Linked DNA regions of Homo sapiens: region 2 is linked to region 1. A link is a loop called in an ENCODE intact Hi-C map of the cell type or tissue named here. Cell type or tissue: endothelial cell of umbilical vein. All regions are shown on one strand. Each heading gives the region's core, and the rest is flanking DNA. Links, peaks and the distances in the headings are about the cores only.

The links. Peaks named below come from ENCODE experiments on the same cell type or tissue, not always from the same donor. Only the 100,000 strongest peaks of a DNase experiment are listed, where the experiment ranks them.
Region 2: it touches region 1 in a loop (7-fold over the local background); 1 of 110 quality-filtered maps calls a loop at or near these places.

The regions. Positions count from the first base shown.
Region 1 is chr12:77,746,908-77,757,894 of GRCh38, reverse strand. It overlaps a transcript of NAV3 not described here. Among named protein-coding and RNA genes, the nearest start is that of NAV3, 78 kb to the left of the region's middle. In endothelial cell of umbilical vein, for the core only: no CTCF peak of the experiment used is centred there; a DNase peak (open chromatin) is centred at 5,724; H3K27ac peaks cover 652 bases.
Region 2 is chr12:77,884,288-77,895,274 of GRCh38, reverse strand. The region is part of intron 1 of NAV3 (neuron navigator 3); the gene reads right to left. Among named protein-coding and RNA genes, the nearest start is that of NAV3, 59 kb to the right of the region's middle. RefSeq lists an enhancer at 5,651-6,850. In endothelial cell of umbilical vein, for the core only: no CTCF peak of the experiment used is centred there; a DNase peak (open chromatin) is centred at 6,504; H3K27ac peaks cover 1,026 bases.

The DNA.
Region 1 (10,987 bases), core at 3,500-8,499:
GGAAGTGAGACAAGATATGAATTGCATAAGGCTTTATAATGCATCAAGCACTGAGCCAGGTGATTCACATATTCTATGCAATTTAATGTCTGAGGTTATAATAGTTCCACATTCCTTTGAGGAAACTAAACATCCAAGAAAATTAATAATTTGACCAAGATCACATAGCTAATAAATCACAGAGTTAGAATCCCAATCATATCTCTCTTACTTAAAAAGTCCAAATCATCTCTGAAATTTGGAATCATAAAAGGGGAGTGAGGTGAAACTTTCAGGGAAAACATTATAAAAATTATTCACTATGCATAGACATACCAGGAGAAGAGTTAAGAATGTTAGTAGATATTTCTTTCAGGTTACAACCCTTGATATTAAAGTTTACACAATTACTAATTATGTGGCACCTGTAATATATACTCAATATATGTTTAAGGAATGAACAGGTGATATTGTAGAATTAGAGAGAAGAAGGCACATTTCAACGTGCAAAGACAGCAATATGAAGGTAGTGTGGTAAACTAGTTTTGTCTAAATATTTTAGTGCCACCCCTCCCACAGGCCCATTGCTACAGGAAAATTATACTTTCCCATAAAGTTATCTTCAGGCTTGACTATGTGACTAACTTTGGCTAATGAAATGTGAGTAGGAGAGACATGAAACATGTGCCTCCCCTGAGCAGAAGGTGTAAGAACCGATGTGCAGTCTCACAACTTCTCTCTTTCCATCTGCCATTATCTTGGCAAGCCCCAGTTAAGGATTATTCCTCAATTTGAGTCTCAGGATGAAAAAGACTTTAAGAGGATCCTTGAATAATATTTAACATGAGCAAGAAATAAAACTTTGCTTTGATGGGGTTGTTACTGTTATACCTAGCAAGTGCCACCTAATAGAGGTAAAAGGTGAAAACTGAATAAATTGAAAATGGGAAGGTTTTCTTCTTATGGGAGTAGTAACTAAAATCTTTTGCTATGGGTGAGATTGGGGGATTCTAGCAAGTTGAATGACTAAGAAGAATCTGTTTAGCATAAAGATAAAATCTACTATATATAATTTTTTAATGGCAAGGAATAGTTCAATAAATAACCCAGCTGAAATATATGAACTAAATATAGGTGGATATGGATATTGCATATCTCAGAATTACAAAGTAATTTCATACTTTAGTTATTAGAAACTATTTACTTTCAAATAAGAAAATTAAAAATAATTTAGAATCTCATTTTTAAAGCATGACTAAAATATTCCATCTCAAAAGAAAGTCAACTAATAATCTTTCTATAACCTTTAGCCATAAAATATAGAGTTAGGAATATTTCTTTTGCATATGACATTCCAGGCTCATAAACCACACAGTTCCTAAAGGAGCATGTCTTACTGACATCACTGAATATAACAAGAGAATGGCCAAGATAATCTAGACATTTCCAAGCACCCCTTCATTCCTATGTTCACAATAATGAGTAGGACAACAAACTGAGTAGAAAAATAAAAATACATCTCACTGAAAATAGGAGAAGGAATTAAAATTTGGAAAAAAAAAGTGTCAGTTAAATCAGCATGATATGCATAAACTGCAAATGCCATCTGAGCCATAGGCTAAAGCTTATTTATGCCTATGATTTTCAAATTTTCATAACCCTATTTCTATAAACACTTGCTTTTAATAACAATAATGATAACATTAATAATGATACTAAAAAAAGGCACAAGCATTAAAAAACTACCTGGTGGCGGTCTTTGTATATATTATATCATATAGTCCTCACTCACTTCTAGAAGGATGATACTTTTATTATCTTTATTTTTTAAAGAGAACAAAATGAGTACAAAAAGATAAGTGTAATTTGTGCCAAATAAGTGAAGTGTGAGGATTCAAAAGTTGATCTATTTCAAAGACCATGCTAAGTTAGTATTTTAGAACTTTTTCTGTGCTTTCCTACAGGACAATAAGATATTTAAAGTGACATCTTATCTTCAAATATTTCTTAAAATTATTTTGAATTCGACATTATTTTAACCATAGTCTCAGCTACTTGGAAGGTTGAGGTGGTAGGATCACTTGAGCCTGTCAGGTTGAGGCTGCAGTGAGCTGTGTTCACGCCACTGCACTCCACCCTGAGTGACAAGGCAAGACCCTGACGAAGAAAAGAAAAAGGAAAAGAAAGAAAGAGAGAAAGAAAATAAAGAAAAAGGAAAGAAAATAAAGGAAGAAAGAGAGAAAGAAAGAGAGAGAGTGGAAGGAAGGAAGGAAGGAAGGAAGGAAGGAAGGAAGGAAGGAAGGAGGGAGGGAGGGAGGGAGGGAGGGAGGGAGGAAAGGAAAGGAAAGGAAAGGAAAGGAAAGGAAAGGAAAGGAAAGGAAAGGAAAGGAAAGGAAAGGAAAGGCACAGGGAGGGAGGGAAAGAGAAAGGGAGGAAGGGAGGAAGGAAGGAAAAGAAAAAAGAAAAGAAAAGAAAAGAAGATCCCATCAACGTAAGCAGAGGGCTTTGTGCTCCCTGGTATCCCCAGCACACAGTTGGTACAGAGTAGGTATGAATGAGCAAAGAGGTCAAAATATATGTGGCCTCTATTAAATTAAAGTCATGTATTTCATTCATATCTTACAAGAGCCATATTAGAAAGCTATAAACTAGAAATTATTAATTGTGATTTAAGAGACCTGTGATCTGTATAAATTTCAGAAATAGTCTTTGTTGAGATTAAAAAAACAGTAAGCATAAGTGGTTTCAGGAACAAATGAAAAGACTAGAAATATGAAGATGGTGAGATTCATATGTATATGAAAATGTCCACCTGTAGGCTGAGCTTCATCACTAACTGAGAAAAGAAGGAAAATTAAATTATTCAGGTTTGGAATTGTTTTTAATTCAGCAAAAAAACTTTTCCCGATATTGATAAAAATTATTCAGAATATCATATTTAAATATTTTGATAAAAGATTTTCTATTCTTGCCAGCAATTATAAGTTTATTTTCTTCTTTCACAAATCATTACCTGACTATGTCCTTGGTTTTAGTATAAAACTGGAGCCAAATAACAGTATTATAAGGAATATGACTCTGGCAACACATCTATCCCAAGGCAGAGGAAAACAAAACCTGATAGAATCACTGGTCTTGTAAGACATCCAGGCAAAGTTTCGCATAAACAGCTAAGCCACTGGAAGCACAGCCAAAAGGAACATTAACATCTTCGTAAGATTTTCACAAAGTTTCACTAATACTAGTCAATGGGGCTGCCATTCTTTCTGCTTTAGTAGCAGCAAGAAACACAAAATTGTATTAAGAAACATGTTTTCTGCAGCTGTCCAAGTTTTAACGGGTAAGAATGAGAAATTCAACTAAACTCAAATTCTGGGCTATACAGAAATAGAGAACTATAATTCTATGCTGTGAATTGATAACATGAAAAGGGAAGACTAAGTAAAGCAGTCCTTCAGGAGCAATGAAGGTCACCATAATAAGCCAATGTGGGGAAATGGTAATAGCCATAGCTTGTGTTGGAGTGTAGCTTGAAGGGGACTTTGGACTTTCACATACATTGTTATCCCTTTCCCACCTTAGCATACAAGGGGAATTAAGCCAGTGAGTAATCCAATTAGTCTCATCAACACTGGCTCCATGTGACTGGGGCGTTGGTATTCCCTAATCTCATGCCAATATCAGCTTGAGGAGAGTGGAGCACCTGAGAGTAAATGGCCAAAATCGGAGCTCTAAATGGATGAGCTGGAAGAAAGGTTCGCTCATTATTATATGAAATTATGAGATGCCTGTGATTTCTTTGGAGAGGCTATTCAAAAATACGTATAAAATAACATCAGTAATACACCTAATTCATAATTTAAAAGTATTAATTATTTCTGAAACAAACTTGGGCATACCTAGCCTACCTTTTTCTATATGACAAGACTCAAGATAACAGTCAATTATGTGACATTTAATTGCACTAAAGGTAGCAGTCTGATTAATGTGAAGAAATTTAAATCTTTCTTAGTAAACCATGAGTAGAATGACAAAACATCTTTCATTCAATATTTTTGAACGTATTTCAACTTATCCTTTCCTCAGTAAGTACCAATAATCTTCATTTGTAAAACAATTTTGCATTAGACAGGAATTTTTCTTACAGAGACATAAATAGTACCACTTGATAAATGGTACCACTTGTGTGCCATTTCTTAAAAAGCAATGATTTCAGTGCTGTGGAACAATAGTGATGGGCTTCCCTACTTCCCCCTCCTTTTTCTACTGACTGTGGCAAGGGATAAGAGAGAATAAAACACCTCATTTTTAATGCTATCATCATTCTCAATATGACCTAACTAGTAAAAACTGCAAAATCAGCAGTAGATGTAGACCTAGGGATTGTCTTTAAGAAGAGAGATGGAGATAGAACACACATGTGCTGCATCCAAGAAGCTGTCATTAGATTTCGGGATGAAGGTGGCTTTTGGCTACTGCTAAGTTCAACAGTTGCTACTGCCCCACTTTTGACTGGTTATCTACTTTAAAAGAAGTGATTTAGAGGATATTTTAAAGGGAACATTTACTGTGAAAAACACAGTCATAAATTTCAATTGAAAAAAAATGCATTAGGTGCCTACAATGTGCAAGACAGGGTGCTCATGAGAATGGTAAGTAGTTTTCTTCACTGCGTAGATTCTAGACACTCAATAAATATGAATACATGGATTGATTTGGCAGGTAAAGTTTGTAGGAATTCTTTTTTACTTTCTATGTGTTGTCAGTTTCTTGCTGTACAATTTTTACAGAAGATGGTCTGAAAAGCTTCCAAAATATGGATGAACTGAGCTTACAAAACCTAAATTATTCATAAAATATGACTGAAGTTTCACAGCTTAGAGGTTTAGTAGCACCTTCAGGTCATGGAGTTCCTGTTCAGTTTACCTTATAAAAAGTCTAAGACTGTATCTTTGGCTTAGTAAGTTAGAACTATATGGTAATGAACCCAGAATGCCCAAAGCCTGCTCTTTAAAGAACCCTAACCTGACAGTCTCACCAAAAAGGGATGTAACCTGTGCATTCAATTTTATTGTCACGTAGTTGTATTTTTTGTGCATTCAATTTTGAGAGATGAGGAGGAGGAAGAGGAGCATGATACTCTGTCAGTCACTGTATTCAGTCGCTTGCCTTATTTAATTATTATAAGAGCTCTATAAAGTAGAGACTATTAATATCTCATTTTACAGTTGAGGAAAAAAAGGCTCAGTGAGGCTAAATAACCTGCCTAGACATATGAGTGGTAGGGCCAGGATTCAGACTCAGGTGGTCTGGTCTATACAGTAAGGAGTCAGTTCGGTAGAATTGCAGCAGTGAAAAGCCATTGGACTTGAGACTAGTATCTGTCCTGATTGCTCTGCATTCCAGCGTTCCATTAAACTGAGTGATTTTGATGTGTCTTCATCTGTTTTTATCTATAAACTAAGAAAAATGGACTCTCGGCTACTTTTATTTGTTAATAGCCGTGCCAACCCTGAACTCGTGGGTATTTGTACATTCAGGTAGTAGTTGCGTCCCTATAAAAGCGACACAAACATCCTGTCTATAGATCCCTTTAGAAAATGTCAAACAAATAGTTTCCTTCCCAGCTTCCATGTCAAAACAGAGTATGTTTTATGTTTTACACCAAAGACAGGATCCGTGCCAAGTTTAAATTAAGAACAAAAGTCAAAGTAATGGTGCATCAGTTGTGGGTTTGGCAATGGTAAGAAAAGATAGCCTCAAAGAAAACTCATACCTTTTATGGAAACCAAATATTGACCACAATTGGCACACAGAAAAGCGCACAGACAAACAAAACTGCTGGATAAACAAATCAAAATTACATAGGAAGCTGACACCCATTCTTTACAGTGGAAAACCAAAGATAAAAATGAGTCACCAATTTTATATTCTTGGAAAGGAGAAATATTCACCCATCTGGTAATATGTTTTAAAAAATATCTCCCTGAAGACATCTAATATTTCCAATATTTTCTTAAATAACAAACCAAGAATAACTTCAATGTGTTAATGTCACAGAACAACTGCGTATAAGCTCGGTTATGAAAGAAAAAAACTTCAATTGAACAATGTGTAAATTGTATTGTGTAATTTAAGAATACAAAATGTATATGCTCACATTGATATAATGCTTCTAGATTATAAAGGAACAATGTATGTATTAGTCCATTCTCATGCTGCTAATAAAGACATAACTGAGACTGGTTAATTTATAAAGGAAAGAGGTTTAATTGATTCACAGTTAGGCATGGCTGGGGGGGCCTCAGGAAATTTACCATCATGGTAGAAAGGGAAGCAAACACGTCCTTCTTCACATGGTGGAAGGAAGGAAAGTGAGTGAGTAAAAGGGGGAAAAGTCCCTTATAAAAACATCAGATATTGTGAGAACTCACTATCATGAGAACAGCATGAGGGTAACCGCCCCCATTATTCAATTACCTCCCACCAGATCTCTCCCAAATGTAGTTACGAGAACTACAATTCAAATGAGATTTGGGCAGGGACACAGCCAAACCATATCAATGTGTATAGGTAGATATGCCTAGGCAGGGGTAGATACTGGATTTGAGGAGAAAAAGAAGTCCTTTCAAAGATAGCTCTACGAAAAGAGGCTACAAAGAGGCTAGTATTTTTGAAGTAGAAAAGCTCATAAGAGTATAACCCATTAGTCAACTTTTTTGTGCCTTTTATTATCCAGCGTATGTTTACCTTGTCCTGACCAACACCAAACTCAACTTTCATATGCCTAAAGGATTCTAAAGAAATAGGACCAGTTCATTCAAACTAAGATCTATGTGTTTGTGAAACTATACATAACAAAACCCTTTAGCCCAACTCGTTAATAAACAAAACAAAAAGAGAAAAAGAAAATTCTCACAGTTAGTTGTGAGACTGCAGGAATCTATAGCAAATAAGAATAAGTCTTGTAGCCAGAGGCACCCTCATTTTCAATTCTAAGCAAATTATAGTTTTAAAAACTGCCATTCTGTTAGTTCCTAAAAACTTTGAAAATTGATTATCACTTGCTGTGAGTGCTACATTCTGCCTTTCTTAAATTATTTTTTGCCAGATTTGGAATAAAATCTATATGAAAGTATTTATCTTTCCCTTTTTAATGCTAACAGCATGACTTGCCATATGCTATTGTATCACTTGTCACTGTATACCACAATTATTAAAATCCACTTCAGACTTTAAATGGAGCCCTGAGATCCATTTGCTTTACAAGGCCCAGAAAGCCAAACAAGACAGTCATGTCCTATATCCCTCCCAGCTCTGTACTTACCCAGGGTTATCTTTCATATTTCTTTCTTTTTACTTTTTTTTTTTTAGAGACAGGGTCTCACTCTATTGCTCAGGTTGGAGTGCAATGGCTATTCCCAGGCATGATTAGAGCGCACTGCAGACTCAAACTCCTGACCTCAAACAATCCTCCTACCTCAGCCTTCCAAGCAGCTAGGACTACAAGTGCAAGCCAACAGAGGTTATGTTCTGTTCTTGTATTTTTGTTGTTGTTGTTTTGAGATGGAGTCTTGCTCTGTCACCCAGGCTGGAGTGCAGTGGCGTGATCTCAGCTCACTGCAACCTCTGCCTCCCAGGTTCAAAAGATTCTCCTGCATCAGCCTCCGGAGTAGCTGGGACTACAGGCACCCACCACCATGCCTGGCTAATTTTTTGTATTTTTAGTAGAGATGGGGTTTCACCATATTAGCCAGGATGGTCTTGATCTCCTGACCTTGTGATCCACCTGCCTTGGCCTCCCAAAGTGCTGGGATTACAGGCGTAAGCCACCGCACCTAGCCAACAGAGGTTATCTTTACTCCTTCCCATAATTTTCATTTATACTGTATTAAAATAACTTGGCATCTTTGACTTTATTGAACTGCAGAATCACCTGAAATATATCTCTCTAGCAGCAGCTGCCCATGACTTCCCAGGGGACTCAAGTCTACTCCTTAAAGCTTTAACTTGAAAGAAAAGAACTCTAGCATCTGTTACATTGGTAAATCAAATATTTTAGAAAACACCTGGTCAGCCTCTTTTAGACCCACTCTGATATATACAGCGAGCACTCTCTTAAAATATGGCCCAAAGACAGCAGCACAACCTGCTGGATGTGGTCTAAATATCACAGAATGCAACAAGTGCATGACTTCTTTTGATCTTTACTGTATTGCTATTATGCCTAAGGTTTTTATTTTTATTTTTAGCAGGCACTTCATATTTCTGGCTCATATTAAACTTATAGACATTAAAAAAAGCCTAGCTGAACCTTTTCAAAAAATATTTGTTATCAAGCTATATCTTCACTATCTTAAATTGTCTAAATAGATTTTAAAACATATTTACATTTAAATTCAGTCCCATAATTTTGATGCAACCCATCAACTCAGCAGATTAACTTTGTGTATGGCCTTTCCCATCCATCATATTAATACTCATTTTCATCTTTTTCTCATCTGTAACATCTTTTATAACTTCATCTAAGTTTTAATATTTTTAAATTGTTCTAAATGTTAAGCCCCATTACAGGGCTGAACCCTACTAGGTTTGATCCCTGAATATCTCAACGTAACAGAATCGTTAGAAATGTGACATTGCCCTTCCATATATAATGATATTTCTTTTTCTGTTCATTGGACTCTGTTCTCATTAGAAATGTAGTTCATATGAAGTAGTCCTTTATCATGTCTGTCACTGTTGAACAATAACACATCTTTCCAGTAGTTCTGGGTAAAACTAAGGTGGGAGAATCTTTCTCACTTCACTTGGTGGCATGCATAGCTCATTTCCAACAACGTGGATGGTTTCTAGTATGAGTTTGTACATCACACTTACCTTTTTTTCTCCCGCTTTGCAGAAGTATAATTGACAAATAAAATTGTATACATTTAACATGTGTAATGTAACGATTTAATTCACATATATATTGTGAAATGATTATACAGTTAGACATCACCTCACCTAGTTGTCAATTTTACTTTTATTTTGTGGTGAGAACATTTAAGCTCTTTTCTCTTAGCAAGTTTCAAACACACAATACAATATCACTGACTAGAGTCACCATGCTGTACAGTAGATCTCTAGAACTTATTTATAACAGAAAGTGTGTACCCTTTGACCAACATCTCCCCATCTCCCCCAAGCCCTAGGCCCTGGTAACCACTATCCTACTCTTTAAGTTGGACTCTTGTAGACCCCACATCTAAGTGAGATTATTCAGTGTTTGTCTTTTCCTGCCTGATTTATTTCACTTAGCATCATGTCCTCAGTTTCATTTATGCTGTCACAAATGTTAGGATTTTCTTATTCATGGCTGAATAATATTCCATTGTATACATGTCCACCACATTTTCTTTATCCATTCATCCATCAACAGACACTGAGGTTGTTTTCATGTCTTGCCAGCATTCATCTTAATTTAAAAGTATAATGTAATTTAAAAGGGCAATTTGAATCTTATCCATAATCTTGAAAGCTTGATGTATACATTTATTTTTGTCATATAGAATAATGTAAATCTTGGATTTGACAGCAAGTAAATCAAACCACAGATGGAACATGCACAATGAATGTGGCAACCAAATTGCTCTAGCAGCTTTATAGAGGAACCACCATGACACTGAATGACTGATATAATTTTCCACCAAAAATCACAGATTGTATTTTATTATAAAATCACCAGTAGCAGGAGATAGCACTGGACCCTTCCAGAATGCTCTTCTATGATATCAAAATGAAGCACATATATACCATTGTTATATTCACATGCTACTTTCTGATTACTTTTGAAACATAATTATTAAGACTTAAAATCAATTTTTTTTATTTTTATTTTTTATTATACTTTAAGTTTTAGGGTACACGTGCACAACGTGCAGGTTTGTTACATATGTATACAGGTGCCATGTTGGTGTGCTGCACCCATTATCTCGTCATGTAACATTAGGTATATCTCCTAACGCTATCCCTCCCCCATCCCCCAACCCCACAACAGGCCCCAGAGTGTGATGTTCCCCTTCCTGTGTCCATGTGTTCTCATTGTTCAATTCCCACCTATGAGTGAGAACATGCAGTGTTTGGTTTTTTGTCTTTGCAATAGTTTGCTGAGAATGATGGTTTCCAGCTTCATCCATGTCCCCACAAAGGACATGAACTCATCATTTTTTATGGCTGCTTAGTATTCCATGGTGTATATGTGCCACATTTCCTTAATCCAGTCTATCATTGATGGACATTTGGGTTGGTTCCAAGTCTTTGCTATTGTGAATAGTGCCACAATAAACATGCATGTGCATGTGTCTTTATAGCAGCATGATTTATAGTCCTTTGGGTGTATACCCAGTAATGGGATGGCTGGGTCAAATGGTATTTCTAGTTCTACATCCCTGAGGAATCACCACACTGACTTCCACAATGGTTGAACTAGTTTACAGTCCCACCAACAGTGTAAAAGTGTACCTATTTCTCCACATCCTCTCCAGCACCTGTTGTTTCCTGACTTTTTAATGATCACCATTCTAACTGGTGTGAGATGGTATCTCATTGTGGTTTTGATTTGCATTTCTCTGATGGTCAGTGAAAAACAAACAACCCCATCAACAAGTGGATGAAGGATATGAACAGACACTTCTCAAAAGAAGACATTTATGCAGCCAAAAGACATGAAAAAATCAATGTTTTAATCTGGCAAACAGTAAAATTTATCTACTACACTATTTTTTAGACAAATTTCACAAAACATAAACAACAGACTCAAGATATCTATTGTTACGTAAATGTACATTATAATTCAATAAAATGTTTACTTAAAGTTAAGAAGAAAAAGAGTCCATATCAAATGTAGCAAGATACTATTTTCAAGGCCTAAAACATTTTAGGAGACCAAAATCATACCTGTCAAAGTGCAATTGAGTTTGACAAGTGTCCCTCTAATTTTTCATTTTTCTTTGCATTTTAATAACTA
Region 2 (10,987 bases), core at 3,895-8,894, 140 kb before region 1:
TTGACAGAATAGCAATTAATTTTCTGTTGACCTTCTATCTTCCTTTGTTGATTACTCTATTCATATTGAATATCTGCATTTCTGTCAGTAGGGTCATAGGAATGCAAAGTCTATGTTAGGTGAATCTGTGAGAATTTTTTTTTTCAAGAAACACTCCTGTCCTTTTTCTATCTCTCTTTCTTCTTTCAGATCTCATCATCACACATCTCTTTTGAATGTGCTTTAAGTTACTAATATTTTAATAAGTTACTCCTCTGCAGATGGGGGCATTTGAAGTCAAGAAAATAGGGATACCGGAGGAATATCTGCTAGAGCACAGTAGTGAACTGGATGAAGCTCTCCAAAGATGCTGTATTTGGCAAGCACAGTGTTTCAAAAAGATTTTAGCCAGTTTTTTAAACTTGAAACTTTTACATAAAATTCCAGGTTTCTGGCTTATTTTGAGAAATGAGATCTGTCTACACTGAGTCCACATTCTTGCATGTCAGCAATGAGCGGGAGCTTTCCCTTTCATACAGAGCCTGTACTCTTCAGTTACCCAACTCTCCCTACCACATTCTGTTGCTTCTACTCAGCGCTTTTCACTCATTTACTCTTATTCAAAATAGGGATCTTGTCTTATCTTCATAGACATTTATTTGAGTTTGCAACTTCTGTGGTAGCTACTGGCTAGTTCTTTCTAATTTTGCTGGTGGCCTAGTGAGGGTTGGTTAAAGTAATCAAATCTCGATAATTTGGTTCTTTCTATTAATCAAGTTTCTCTCTCATGTTGTTATTATGGGTAGCTTATTGTTGTTTTTTAAACTCGAAACTTTTACATAAAATTCCAGATTTCTGGCTTATTTTGCAAATCTAAATTATTACATTTTGCAAATCTAAATTATTAAAATGTTTATATTAACATGAAATATCACTTTGACCAAGATTTAAAGACTATAATAACAGATGTACATTTTCTCTAACCTTTATCTTGGGTTATAAACTTTATTTGTAATCTTATTTTGGGGATAGAAATCTCTCTAGGTTATGTTCATAATTGTCATGCTGGGGTGGGGGGTGGTGACAACAACACTATCTTGTTAGTCAATTGGCAAAAGATCTGGGCAAGTGCTGGGCAAAGTTCCAACATCAACAAACCAAAGTCCATCTGCTGTAGTTTCTGGAAGTCAGGAGGTAAGGAGGAAGCTGAAGTTCTGGAATTCAGTAGATCAAACTATGCATTTGAAAGAGGAAACCAGGTAAGGGTCAAGGAGTAAATTAGAGGAAGGTAACCTCACTGAAAGGCAAAAATAACTTGTCCTGTGTCATCCTTGGTATTTTCTGCTGAAAATGAATACACTTTGGGCTTTAGTTTTCTTGGAATAAGTTAGTGTAACTCGATAGAGGAGAGCAATATATAAGTAGTACACTTGTAGTTTTAACATCAACAATTAAACAAAAATTCTTAGAGCAACTTGAAGATATTTCTCTGGCTCTTGCCTTCCTTTGATTTAACCACCACTGGAAAAATTCTACATGGAAGTTGCTGTAGTCACTGTTCCAAAGCCTCATTCGAGTAAGGTATTATTCTTGCCAACTAATTCTACTTACTATTCTTGATTTTTGTCTTTGAGTAAAACTCATCCTTGAAAGTCAGAATAAGCTGGCGTACAATTACAATCCCCCCAAGTTTTCTTTTTTTTTTTTAGTTTGGCTATCTGAGTTTTTTCATTAATAAACTTTCTTTTTAATCAATTCATTTTTAATAAGATGCCATGTATCAATATACAGACATGACAATGTCAATATAAATATTCTATGCATTTCAACTCTAATATCAATACATTAGTATTATAAGCTTCAACTGTGTCTTTTGTTTAACAATCTCAATCCCTTCTCTCAGTTTTATGCTTGAGAAAAAACTTCATATTAGTCAGCATAGCATATTGGTCAGTTACTGTTACTGACTTACCAGTAAACTTCAAAGAAATGGTTTGCTTTGATAGAATGTGCCCTCTATAAACTTTGTGATTAGAAAATTTACAGCATAATGTAACTGTAGTTGGTTATCTACCTCATTCCTGAGGTTGTTAAAAATTCAAATTTTCCTTCTTTGATTCCTTTTTGTTTCTTTGCATCCTATTTTATATTTATAAAGATCCTTTACATGCTATGCAAGTAAAAATCCTACAATTAGAGATAGAGGAAATTCTTATAACTAATTCAGTCCATCCAAACCCATGTTCTTCAGAAACCTAACATCCAGTGAGATGTTAACAGGTGTCACTCAATGGCACAGAAGGAATCTCATGAAACTCGTAATTTATAGTAATGCTACTTCACTTAACTAATATCAAAATTAGTTACCCACCAACAATTATGGCTTCTATTTTCTTTTCCCTTTTAATAGCCAACATAAATTTATCACTTTTTACCAGGTACCACACTAAGCACTTTGCGTATATTTTATCCTCATCATTATAATTTTGAGATCAAGGAAATGACGTTTAATAGGTTCAAATAATTTTCTCAAAATCTACAGCCAGTAAATGGAAATGCTGAAATAAAATTCAGATAGTTGGGCCGGGCGCAGTGGCTCACGCCTGTAATCCCAGCACGTTGAGAGGCCAAGGTGGGTGGATCACAAGGTCAGGAGATTGAGACCATCCCGGCTAACACCGTGAAACCCCATCTTGACTAAAAATACAAAAAATTAGCCAGGTGTTGTGCCATGCACCTGTAGTCCCAGCTACTCAGGAGGCTGAGGCAGGAGAATTGCTTGAACACAGGAGGCGGAGACTGCAGTGAGCTGAGATCATGCCACTGCACTCCAGTATGGGTGACAGAGCAAGATTCTGTCTAAAAAAAAAAAAAAAATTCAAATGGTCTAATTTTAGGGCTTGCCCCCTCTATGAATTTGAGGAAACCCTTGGTGATCACCTAATGCACAAATAAATAATTTTCCATCAGCAAGAAAATATAGACAACATTTGCCAATTCACTTTTGCATTGAATGTTTCTACTCAATGATTACAACTATATCATGGACCCTGTCTTACAACTTCAACATCTTTATTGCACAATAAACATAAGTCAATCTTTGATCATTTATTTCAGCAATTAATAAATTTATGAGTGCATTTGCTTTCTATTTTAATGTCAGTTTGAATTATTTCCACAGATTACCTGTGAGTATCTTTTCAATATGAGAATCTGACAAAAATAATTATAAAAAGTGTTCCATGTCAAATAAGTTTGAAAAATTTCTGTGTAGGTCAATTTCTCTAAACCCATGAAACTGACAAAGAGTACAGAAATGACTTCCCTCCCCACAGGCTTCTACTAGACCAGTGGCTGAGGAACCACACCTGCAAGGCTGTTGGTCCTGGGGCAAAGAAGGGAGAGAATGAAGGGTTCAATGACACCTTCCAGGTAGGATAAAATAAATGGACAAGGGAGCCAGCACTTAAGATGAGTGGTTCTTCTCTGGAAGGCAGCAGAGTGTAACACAGAAAAGCATTACACTGGAAAGCAAGACTTTAAAGCCGTCTCTGCAGCTGCTGGCTTTGGGGTCATGTACAAGTCCTTAAACTCTCTAAGCTTCAGTTTCACTAAACAGTGTTTGTTAAGTTATTAGCCCTGTCTGTGATTTCTATGACCGAGTACATTTTTTAAAGTCACTTTAACTTAGGTTGTTGCTGTTCAAAAACATGTATCAAGTCATAAATAATAGGACTGGAACGTTATTTAAAAGTACTGAAAAAAAATCTGGATTTGAGAATAAGTGAAATGGCCACCTGTCCAAAAAGACTACATATATTTATCTGCAGAAGATATAAACAAAGAGATATAAAGACAAGGCACTTTTGAGGATATTTTGGGTTCAACATAATATGAAAAAGATGCTCACCATAGAAACATTTACTGAGTTAGTATTGAAGTAATCTTTATAAATTTATATTAAATTATATTATCTTTATAAATTTATCTTTATAAATTTATATTAAATTATATTATCTTTATAAATTTATCTTTATAAATGTATTTATCTTTATAAATTTATCTTTATAAATTGATATTAAATCACAGCATAGATACAAAAGGCCCTACCTAAATTACTGGGAAAATTATATTTAATTTAAATTATTTTGTTATTTGAGTTTGTTTTATTTGTCAACATTTAAGACAGGAATACCAAGAAAAACTTCTAATATTTCATCATGAATGCTAAATTAACAGGGAGTCCTATTTATGAAATGGGATAATCTTACTTAAAAAAAAAGGATGGAAAATATTTGACTAATCACAGTCTGCTTTGGAGAATTACCTTTTGTCTAAATTATGAAATCATTTATCATATTAGAACATTGTGTATGATTCCTCTCTTTGAACTAGTTTCTGCAACATTATAGGCATTTCAGATGTTGCTGTAACTTGAATTTACTTTCAGGAGAACTCGTGCAGCTTTCCTGCAGAGTTTACAGATAGCTGTGTGAGATGTTTACACATATTCAATGAATACTTATTGTGAAGTAACTACTTTGTGTAAGAAGCCATCTACATACTTTAAATTCTAATTTTATAGTTGTTATATTGTAATTTCTGGATATTTTTCTGAGTCAATATAGAGCAGGCATTTACTCGATGAAGAATCGTAAAAATATCAAAGTAAAAACAGAGGTTCTCACTACATTTTTAAAGAAAGGTAAGAAATAGACATGGAAACAACTATTGATAACCATGTAGGAAGCAAATACAAGCTAACATATAAATATTGTATTTATCATATTTATTTCATAATTCATTTACAATTAAAGAAATGAAAATATGTTGCTAATAGCAGAGTCCTCAGGAAATGCATTCATCAAAAAATTCAACTGAGGCTGGTACAGTGGTTCATGCCTGTAATCCCAGCACTTTGGGAGGCAGAGGTGAGGGGATTGCTTGAGCTAAGGAGTTTGAGACCAGCCTGGGCAACAGGGTGAAACCCCATCTCTACTAAAAATACAAAAAATAAATAAAAATAAAAATAAAAAGCCAGACATAGTGACAGGCAGGCACCTGTCGTCTCAGCTACTTGGGAGGCTGAGGTAGAAAGACTGCTTGAGCTGTGGAGCGGAGTTTGCAGTGATCAACTGAGAACTGAGACTTGATTCAATTTGAATTATAGTTTGTTTATAAGAATAATTTATAAAATAAAGCTTTATGAGACTAACATAAGATATAATTCGAGAATTCAGTTCAGCTTCTTAGGTTTCCCTCACCTACTGGTTTTTGTGTTATTTCCCTCACCTACTGGTTTTGGTGTCAGTTTTGACTGGTTATTCCAGTTGGACTTCAGATAGCTATAGGCCAAGAATGATAACTACTGTATGTACTTATACAGAGTTCAAACTTATAACGGCTGATCTATGTATACCCTGAAAAATATACCAGATGCATAAGAACATCATAACCATTGGACATATTTTCTTATGCTAAAATATGCTAGTCTTCAACTAGTATCTTCTTTCACACTATACATATAAATTGTACTTCAGAGTGATATTGAGAAAAACCTAAAGTTATTAATTAATTTACATCTCTACTAACAACTGTTTCAACTATTTAATACCATTAATCCTAAACAGAAAAGTCATGAATATGAATGATAAAGTACTTTATTTTATGTTCAACATAACAACTTATAGAGTTCAGTATAACATGAATCATTGCAAAGTAAAATAATATTTACTGAGTTATTATTGAATTAACTTAGAGTAGTTAAAATAGTCACATTTCCATTAATTGTCCAGTATTTCAGCCATAGATATGTCTACCTATATTACTCATGGTTTGCGAGAGAAACAGAACTAATTATGAAGGCTGAAAAGGCCCAAGATCTGTAGCCAGCAAGCTAGAGACTCAGGAAAGATGGTGGTGTAGTTCCAGTCCAAGTCTGAGAGCATGAGAAGCAGGAGAGCTGATGGTGCAAGCTGCAGTCCCAGGACAGAAGACTGATGTCTCAGCTCAAGTAGTCAGGCAGGTAAAGTTCCCTCTTAATCAGCATTTTTGTTTTACTTGGATCTTCAATTGATTGGATGAGGCCCACCAATAATAGGGAGGGCAATCTGCTTTATTCAGTCTACTGATTTAAATGTTAATCTCATCCAGACGCCTTCATATACACACCCAAAATAATGTTTGACCAAAAGTCTTGGCACTCCATTGTCCAGTCAAGTTGACACATAAAATAAACCATTGCACCACACAAAAGGTGGATGCTAACCATCATGCTGGGCCCAGCAGATGCAGGTTTGGAGGGCATTGAGGTTATTCTGAGATTAAAACACTCAATTGACCAAATCTGTCCTAAAATTTTTTTCAAGAAATCACTTGTCCATATTATATAGAACAAGATGGAGTTCCCCCTGAGTATGTATGTTATTGAGCAGAAGAACACCGGTCCTATCCACAGTCACACACATATGACTCACCTCTCTGAGAAAACAAAGATAAAAACATTTGAAGACTTAGAACATTCAGTGACTCATGCCAATTCCACATCCCACATACACAATGCTTAATACATACAGGTCATTCTTAATCAGCATAAACTATAGGATCTTTGGATACATATTAGATAATTCAACCAGGAATTGACTCCAACCCAAAGACTTACTTGGGACATAACATTTGAGGGCAAAACTTAATGAGGCTATTAACTTATGCTTCTCTTCATTACTTTGTCTTACTGTATTAAGATAAAGTATTTCAAAAACAAAATCAGCCATTAAGCTCACTGCAGAAATTATTTAATTATTTAATTGGTTAATTTTTAAAACAGGGTCTTGCTGTGCTGTCCAGGCTGGAGTGCAGTGACATGATCGCGGCTCACTGCAGTCTTGACCTCCTAGGCCAAAACAATCCTCCTGCTTCAACCTCCCCAGTAGCTGGGACTATAGTCACATGCTACTATGTCAGGCTAATTTTTATTTATTTCTTTGTAGAGATGGGGGTCTCAGTTGAGTCTCAAACTCCTGGTCTCAAGTAATCCCCCTGCCTCTACCTCCTTGGGATTACAGGCATGAGCCACCATGCTTGGCCTATTTGGATAATTGTATACAATGATAACCACTTTAGTTAGAGTATGGGTTTAAAATGTACATTTAAATAACCTTCCTAAATCTTTTGCAAACCCATGGTTAAAATCATCATATTTTACCGCATATTCCTCATTTAAGGAACCATGACCAGAAAGCACTTAAGGAATTCATTCCAGAAAAAAAAAACTCAACAACTTTTGTGTCTTTAGATACGCTTTATTGTTTGCCACTGTAACATTCGATCTATTCCCATTATCTCTTTTTTCCCTCTTAGATATCTAAAAACTGAAATAATTAAATGCATAATTACAATAACATGATTTAAAAATTTCTGATAACATCAATTTTATTGCTTTGTTGGATAATGTTTCATATCTTAAAAAACCTTGTTATAAGCTTCACTGAATTTTGTGGATGAAATGAGGTTTAGTTATTTTACAGTTTACTACTTACTTTTAAATTAATTTTTATATATTGAATTAGTTTAAAACTCTAAAAATATTTCACAAAAGTATTAGCACTCTCTAAATAAGTCTCTCAAAGTGGAAAAAGGAGATTAACGTGGAATAACTCCACTCATCCAACAAATATTTATTTTCTATTAAATCTTGGGGCTTTTGCAAAATGCTAATCACATAAGAATAAACAAAGTAGATATTGCCTTTGTTATCATGTAGTTTATAATCTAGTGGAGAAAAACAAGTGTCACATAATCACAAAAATAAATATGAATTTCAATAAAACTTAACCCCAGCCCTAATCATATTGTCACGATCTTTCCCTGGATACTGGTTTTGAAGTTACCACATAAGGCAATAAGTACTCATACTTGAATTTTCCCTTGAAAATTCTAAGTTCCCACTGAAGCAGAAGATATGTAGTTTTAAGGATTCAACCCTATATAGTTGTGTAGAAATTGAAGCCAACTAAGGGATCTAAGTCTTCCATCTCATGATTACCAAAGAGCAAAACTATATGGAATGGTGGGCAGAATTTTTTCATAGCATTTATATTATTTTCTCTTTAAGTCTACCCTCACTCTCTCCCTTTCTTACCAGCTCCTATCACTGAATTTCCTAATTAAATGCACCTATGCTGAAAAGCCACTGTGAGAGGTTCCTCTATTTCTCCAGAATGGGTTCTTCTCTAACGCAAGGTCAATATTTGTATCATTAGCTACTAACATTATACCTGGAACCTAATTCATGTTTGTTTAGTGAACATGAAAAACTGTTGTCAAAGTCCCATTAACCTGGAAAAGAATGTTCCATTCCCATATAGCTTGGAATCCACACTACATTAAATGAAAACAATTGAAAAATCTCATACAAAGGCATTTTAAGTTGACTATGATGATTAAAATCGAGGGGTATAAACCAATATCCGATTGGAACCACAATATTATAGCTTATTTCAGCTCAATGATTATTTATTGATAGGCACTGTTCTAGATATTTATGTAAGAAAAAAAGAATTTTTCTAAAAAGCATATCCAAGTCCAGAAAGATTAAGAAAATGACATTAAACATGGATCAAATTCAGCTGCTTTTATTCAGTAAGCTATGGTAGTTAAATGCAAGAATATCAGGAAAAAAATGGGGGCTCTATCTACATCCTTGAGAAAGATGAGTTCAACAATGAGTTGTCCAGGGGTGGAAACAACAAAATGCTTAAGTGACATTCAAGACCAATTTGCTATAATTTTAAATTGAAATAATCTACAACTATTGAACATATATGAAGACAAGATAGCCCCTATCCTTGAGGGATTTAGATTCCAACATGTTAGACCCATATGTACATTCTGTTTAGCATGTTAAGTTTAGCATACAGACTGACACATACATTGTGGTGACAGTGGGGAATGTATGGGAGTTCAAATGAGCTGGAGGGAAATAATTTAACCACTAAACAGCAGGCTGTATAAAGAGAAGCCCTTGAATGTTACTAGAGCGGAGAAATGAGGCTGTAATTGAATGCAGGACCAGGTCATGGTAGTTTTATATGCCATGTAGTGCTTAACCCTGCGGCTATAGAGAGCATTCATATGGGTGCAGAATGGTCAGATTTACATTTCTCAGGCAGCAGTTGAAAGATTGGTTAGGAGACAGTAAGCCTGGATTGAGACTATCGACTACCAACAAGGTGCCTTTAGAGAGAGATGATAATAATTGACACTAGGGCAGTGGTAATAGAGGTAGACAAGGGGAGAACTGAAGATTTGTTGTTTGGCTTAAATAAATAGATAAATTATGTTTCTTTTAATGGAGAGGAGGAATTGCCTAAAAAGGTTGTATTTATTTAAATAAAATTATTCTTATTAGAAAGATTTAGTTACTACCATTATCAAGAAAGGTGAGAAGAATGGTAGAACTGAAGGTATGTCTCCGGTTGTATTTAAACTCATCTTAAGCAGCAAGACAGCGAATAATTCAAATTTCAAATGGGTTATTTTGCTCAAGCAATGTTCTTTTAAGAATGTGGACACTCTAATGTATTGAAGTGCATCTTAACAGATCATTAACTACTCAACAGAGAAACTAAGAGAAGGAAATGGGCATAGGTAAAGAAATTTAGAAGAATACTGGAAGTCACTTCCAATTTAAGATCAGAACATTTTCTTAAAATTTTTGATTCACAAAAATACTCCTTTAGGGCAGATACAACCTGTAAAAAGCAAAGAAACTTCATATATGGCCAATACAACTTTTATTTTTATGTGGGTGTTTATTGCAACAAACCAACATGCATTTATTGAGTACTTATTCTGCGTAAGGTACTATTGGAAACTGCTATCGTTATCTTTTTCTGAAAATAAGAGACATATATACAAAACTAGTAGCAGAAAAAAAGCAGCAGTACAACCTTTGGCAAGCTATTTAGCTTCCTTAGACTTCAGATTAATAATTCATATAATTAGATCATTACATTTTAAGAGTGTTTCCATCTCTGTGACTCTGTGACATAAATAGAGACACTCAATCACATTTCAGTGTATTAAAATACTTATTAACTCCTAAAAAGTTTAACATTTTAATTGCTTAACCCATATAGGAATAATTTCGCTTTCAAGATAAATGATTAAAAAATGATGAGACTGATTAACCTTAAAGCAAGTAACATAAAGTTTGACATTATATACTAGCCCTGATAGATGTTGTGTTCCATGAATGTAGACTCTTCCAACAATAAAGATGAGATTCCAGAAATGCTCCATCCATCATTGACATCATTATTAACAAAAATTACTCTAAGACATATTTTCATAATATTTCTGAAAATGGGAGAAATTCATTAATAATTTGGAATTGTCAATCTTTCTTTTCCTTCCTCTTAAGTGATACTAAATTAACGGTGAACATCAGAATTACTGAAACAATGAAATAATCAGGAGTACCTGGGATGGAATTTTAGGTGTTAAGTTGAGTGGATTAAGGAATACCTAGAGAACTGGTAAAAGCATTCTTTCTGGGTATGTCTGAGAAGATGTTTCTGGAGAGACTGGTTTTTGAATTAAGGGACCGAATAAGGAAGATCCGCCATCAATGTAAGTGGACATCATCCCAACAGCTGAGATCCTGTTTGGATGAGAGAACACAAAAGGCAAAGGAAGGGTAAATTTGCTCTCTCTGTGCTGTAGCTGGGACACCCTTTTTCTGCCATTGGGCACCAGAACTCCAGGTTCTCCAGCTTTTGGGCTCCAGGGAATTACAACAGGGCACCCCAGATTCTCAGGCCTTTAGTTTCAGACTGAAGCTACACCATCAGCTTCCCTGGTTCTGGAGCCTTTGGACTTGGACTGAGCCACACTACCAGTATCTTTGAGCCTCCAGCTTGTAGACATCCTACTGTGGGATTTAGACTCCATAATTTGCATGAGAGAATTCCCAGGATATATCCCCTCTTTTCTATCTATCAATCTA